2 separate regions of the Homo sapiens genome follow, and region 1 is linked to region 2. Evidence: chromatin contacts called from ENCODE Hi-C data. All regions are on one chromosome and are shown on one strand. The core of a region is the stretch at or near the end of the contact, and the rest is flanking DNA. Distances in the headings are between cores, read along the strand shown.

Region 1 (2,976 bases), core at 54-2,553, 2.9 Mb after region 2:
GGTTCTGAAAAAGCAGGCATTTAATATTAATAACTTGATCTATTTGTTCATCTAGGGAGCCCAAGGAGCACCCATGCTGCATTTATACATTTAATGACCGTACTAACAGCACAAGGTACTGAAGATAGTACTATGACCTCGACAAACTCCTCTCACACAGATTACAACCTGGTAGAAAAGAGAGACCGGCAGGCAGACACCCATGGGGTACCACGAAATCCCCAACTGACACCTGAAATAACACATAAAGGATAAGAAGGATTATTTCAACCAAAGGACAGTGCCTCAGACATAGCGAACATACTGAAGGAACATGTAAGCCCAGAAGGAACTTGTTCTGATCTAAGAACCAAAAAAGATTCAGTATGGTTGAAGACACAGTACAGTCGAGACAAATGAATCTAAAGTTAAAGGAAGACAGGTCATGAAGGGCTTTGCAAGCCCCGTTCAAGAGCTTGGAAGAGCAATGAGAATCCACCAAAGGGTGATAAGGGAATGGGGGGACGCTTCTGGTCACATGATCAGATTTCTGTTTTAAGACCATGGCTGTAGCCTCTCTGTATAGAACAAACTACAGAGGATGAAGAAGAGATGCAGGGATCATCAGGAAGACACCGAGGTAGTCCAGAGAAGAAAAGGTGGCCTGAACTAGGTAGGGCAGGGGGATGGGACTGGAGAATGAACGTATCCAAGACAACTTTGCAAGGGATTCGATGTGGGTGGGTAAAGGAGTGAAGCAAGTGAGAATGATGCCCAATTCTGGCTTGGGCACCCGGGTGGATGGCCATGCCCAGAGAGGGAATACAACAGGAGATCAGCTTCCCCCGCCGGGCCCGACAGGACCTGTGGTCTCCCCGAGAGAGGGAACAAGGAGCAGAGGGAGAGTAAGGCTTCCGGCCCGCTGCTTTTGGGCCGGGCCAGGAGCAGTGTCCACCCGACACAGCTGGTCCCACAGGCCGATCCTCGGGCCCCTAGGGACCAGGGAAGGGGGCGGAGATCTGCCCAGTCGGCCCCGTCTGGCTCCAGAGCCCCCGGTGGGGCACAGGCTTCCGCCCCGGGAGACAGGCCGTGCTCCTAGCCGGTTAAGCGTCCCGAGACGGCCTGGGGGCCCAGCCCGCGCCCCCAGACTACTCCTGCCTCTCATCTTGAGCCCAAGCCTCCAGCCCACAGGAGAGGCGCCGGGATCCCGCCCGCTGCGGAGAGTGCGCTAGTTCACTCACCCTTACGGTCTCCGAAGCAGACGCGAAGCCCTCCAACGTGAGCCTCACCAGCCCCCGTCCCCAAAACGCTCTTCCTCGGCTTCGCCCCGCCCCCCCCCCCCCCCCGACCTGCCCTGCGCACGCGCGCTCCCTGCCGCCCGCCCATTGGCGCCGCCGGGCCCCTCCCGCTGGCGGCGGCGGGCTGTGAGGACGGCTCGCGTGAGTCCACGTGTAATCGGCCCGGGCCCAGCACTGGCGGGACTGACGCAGTTCTTCTACCTGCTTTCCCAAGGGCGACACTCGGCTCCACTCCAGTTGGGCCGCTGGACGCCCTAGGGGCCCGGCAGTTGCTAGGCAACGCCGGAAGCCCTCAGGAACGTAGTTCCACGGGCGACGTAGGATGGCGGATCCGGATGGGGCGGACCCCAAAGCTGGCTCCCAACTCCGCTCACCCCCTCCTATACAGGGCTCTTGGTTCAGGTCTCTTGGTTCGTCCTGCTGCAAGTTGGGAAGAAAGATAATAGGAATGCTAATTCCTTCTTGATGAAACGACCACAACACGCTGGAGCCGGCCTTGGACCCTACGTTTCAAGATTGGCCTGCTTCCAGCGTCTGCCAGCTCCACTGCACAAGCTGCGGCAGCCGCTGTCCCCGTTCGCTTCCACGGGAGTCCCAGCAAGACTATGCGACCCAGTTCAAATACCATCTTCCATGTACCGTTCGTGAAATCAGCAGCTTTTGACATTCAAGAGAGGACAGATTACTTAAAAACAGACTCATGAACAAATAGGGAAACGAATACATCATCCCTGTATCGAATTCATCCCTGTATAATCCTGCCCTTACACCTGTGCTCCTATACAAGATTAACATTCAGTAAGTATCCATTGACCTGATGGATAAATGAGTGTAGGACGGTCGTTTTGTTTTTTTGTTTTGTTTTGTTTTGTTTTGAGACGGAGTCTCGCTCTGTCCCAGGCTGGAGTGCAGTGGTGGGATCTCGGCTCACTGCAACCTCCGCCTCCCAGGTTCAAGCTCTTCTCCTACCTCAGCCTCCCGAGTAGCTGGGATTACAGGCGCGTGCCACCTTGCCCGGCTAATTTTTGTATTTTTAGTAGAGACGGGGTTTCACCGTGTTGGCCAGGCTGGTCTCTAACTGCTGACCTCTTGATCCTCCCGCCTCAGCCTCCCAAAGTGCTGGGATTACAGGCGTGAGCCACCACTCCCGGCAGGACGGTCGTTTTTTTTAAAGCCCTTCTCCCATTTCTGTCCATAAAGGTACATAATCGTTTTTCAAATGAGCCTGGGTCCGGACAGGAAAGACAAAGAAAGTGGCTAAGTAGTTAGATGCCTTGAAAGTTGCCTAACGCCACTGCCATTGACGGTCTCATTCCTTTTCCCACCTTCATCTGAGATTGAAATCTGCCACCCCATCCCAGAGAAAAATCCCATAATCCCTAATTTTTTTTTCTTTTTTTAAAGAAAAGAGTCTCCATGGTGCCCAGCTCGTCTCGAACTCCTGGGTTCAAGCAATCCTCCCACCACCTCCGCCTCCCAAAGTGCTGGGATTACAGGGGTGAGCCACCGCGCCGGGACAAAGAATCCCTAAGTTTTGAGGAAACCCTATTAATTCAAGACCCATTCTTCTTTCCTTACTCTGAACTTTGGATTAGTTTGATCTAGTTCCTCCTTCTACCCTGCATCTGCCATTCATCCATCTCTTCATCCATTCATCCACCCCTCCCTTTGTTCATTTATTCATTCAATAACATTTCTT
Region 2 (2,700 bases), core at 46-2,545:
CATTTTTTCTCCAATGCTAAAAGCTCAGCACCTATCTCCCCTTCTCTGGTGGTCAGAATACTATTAATAACCAAATGAACACTTTCACCAACTTTTCTTTTCCCCTCCACTACAAAAGTCTATACCAAACCTATCTCTGATAAACCTCAAACCATGAGAGCATTTATTCGCCTATCTGACACCCACTTAGAGTTTAACTTGCCTTTGCATCCCCAGATTCCAACAGAGTGCCTTGCATGTGCTCATTCATTCAAAGACACTTACAGGACGGGAGCGGTGGCTCACACCTGTAATCCCAGCACTTTGGGAGGCCGAGGCAGGAGGATCGCTTGAAGTCAGGAGTTCGAGACTAGCGTGGCCAACATGGTGAAACCCAGTCTCTACTAAAAGTACAAAAGTTAGCCTGGCATGGTGGCGCACACCTGTAATCCCAGCTACTCGGGAGGCTGAGGCAGGAGAATCGCTTGAACCCGGGAAGCGGAAGTTGCAGTGAGCTGAGATCGCGCCACTGCACTCCAGCCCAACTCGCGCAACACCTTCTTAAATGCTGAAGGAAAACTCCATTCAAGAGAACGCAGGCAAAAGCCCAAAGTGATCATAATCCAGCGTCCAGCTTTAAGTCATCCGTGGCTCACCCAAACTCCCAACCCACTCCTCGCCGCCCCATCCCTCGCAAAAAGCTAAATTTCCAATATCTAAATGCTAGGTGGTTACTGATCACCAACGGTGACCGCACGTGGGACACCACCCAAGCTGGCCAAGTGTAAGGAAAAGACCACCACCCGACTTCCCAAAGCAGTCTTCAAAGCCCCCCTCATCTTCGTTGACCATGGGTACCCCGAGGGCAGTAAGGTCCAGGCTGAAGTGGCGGGGGCAGGATTCAAGCCGGAGGCAGGCCATGCCCACAGCCGTGACCTTCTGAAGGCGCTTAACCCTGTCACCCGAAAACCCCTGGTAGGGAGCGTGGTGCGGAGCCCGGGGAGGCTAGGTCCTGGGGCGGGGAGAAGGGTGGCGAGCACAGGCAGGACCCGGTCCCTGCCGGCACCCACGACCCCGGGGGACCCTGGCGCCGCAGCTTGCCTGGAGAAAGGGCCTGGGCACTCACCCGGCCACGGGCCCGGCGCGAGCGGCGGGCAGATAGGAGGCGGCATGCAGCCGGCCCGGGCCGCCAGGGAGGAGGCGCAGGGAGAGCGGGAGGCGCGGGGCCGCCCCGGCACGCAGCAACCAACGCGCGGATCTCAGCAGGGCTGCCATTGCTCGAACGTCCCCGCAGCGGGAAGCACGCTCCGCCAGAAGGACAGGAGGAGCATGTGACCGCAGGGTAGCCTGGCGCGGCAGAGACCAACTGCCGGGCGTGCCAAATGTGGGGGGAGCGACGGATTGTTTTAGGTTGGAAGATGGAAAACCGCACTTCTCCGAGGACAGAAGACCCAATGTAATATTTACATAAACGATGTTGCTTGATTCATTATCGAAGCTTTTCTTTTCCGTCTTCCGTCTCCGATCTGGGCATCGTGTTCATTCGCTGCACCCCTGCACTCCTCTGTTGGTAGAGCCGCAAGAGGTCAACTCCTCCCAGGTTGGCGCAGAGGCTTGTGGGAGGCCAACTAGTAAAAATACCGAGAACTCTCGAGGAGAGCCGACTATGAAGATCCCAGGACGTGGGAAGGTTTCCCCCGCCCCCGAGTGCAGATGTTGCTGCTAACGTTCAGCCCTGACGCCATGTCCAATAGGAACGGCCCTTCACTCTCAGAAACGCGGGCCGGAGAAACCGTGGAGGTCTTTTGCACCTTGCCGTTTGCCTCCCAGGTTCAACATGATAGGATGTGGATTATCAGGGCCTGGGAACAGTGTAAAGGAACGCGCAGGTCCCCACCCTAAGCGCGTACGCGGGGCCTCGCTTTAGAAAATAAATGAATTCTACCAAAAATCCTATAGTTTTAAAGCTGGAATTGAACTGACTCTCTTCCCCAACCCTCCACCCCTACCGCGCCTCTCCCTTCAGTAAATGCACATATACATGTGAGAAGTAAAAGAACAATGTAATTAAGAGTCTCCAGCCAAATATGGGGAGAAAACTGGCAAGTTAAACCCATCGCTGGCGAAGTGGCTCACGCCTGTAATCCCATCACTTTGGAAGGCCGAGGCGGGTGGATCACCTGAGGTCAGGAGTTGGAGACCAGCCTGGCCAACATGGTGAAACCCCATCTGTACTAAAAATACAAAAAATTAGCCGGGCGTGGTGGCGGGCGCCTGTAATCTCAGCTACTCGGGAGGCTGAGGCAGGAGAATTGCTTGAACCCGAGAGGTGGAGGTTGCAGTGAGCCAAGATGGCGCCATTGCACTCCAGCCTGGGTGACACAGCGAGACTCTGTCTAAAACAAAACAAAAAAACCACGTCGCTGCCTTCACAGGGCTTACAGACTGGATCGGTTCCCTGTGCACACGTGGGAAGCTGAGAACAGCCTTCCACTCCCTCTACACCTGCCTGTCCCCTACCTATCACGAGGCAAACGCGGCGGGTATTTCCTCTGGAAGCCCTCCCACGGTCATTTCCGAAGTGACTGTTTATCCCACTGGACTCCTTATCAGTTAATCCCACGAACTCCTTATCAGTAGGGACTGTGATCTCTTATTGTAGGCCATACACCTACCCAGTGCCAGACACACAGTAGGTCTCATTAAATATGTGTTAAATTA

What was found. Hi-C counts contacts between places; a loop is a spot of excess contacts on that map. Pooled maps may share reads with other maps.
Region 1: a map of CD8-positive, alpha-beta T cell shows a loop between it and region 2 (19-fold over the local background). The contact joins the promoter of MCFD2 here to the promoter of LRPPRC in region 2. A Hi-C loop is called at or near these places in 2 of 168 maps with a recorded cell type or tissue (CD4-positive, alpha-beta T cell and CD8-positive, alpha-beta T cell) and 6 of 50 pooled maps.

Annotation. Positions count from the first base shown.
Region 1 is chr2:46,914,503-46,917,478 of GRCh38, forward strand. MCFD2 (multiple coagulation factor deficiency 2, ER cargo receptor complex subunit) reads right to left here and starts at 1,304. Exons shown (of 4, transcript NM_139279.6): 1 at 1,221-1,304. It also overlaps a transcript of TTC7A not described here. RefSeq lists a silencer at 1,291-1,370 and an enhancer at 1,374-2,348.
Region 2 is chr2:43,994,694-43,997,393 of GRCh38, forward strand. LRPPRC (leucine rich pentatricopeptide repeat containing) reads right to left here and starts at 1,296. Exons shown (of 38, transcript NM_133259.4): 1 at 1,106-1,296. The coding sequence starts at 1,254. RefSeq lists enhancers at 847-1,498, 1,294-1,573 and a silencer at 874-1,193.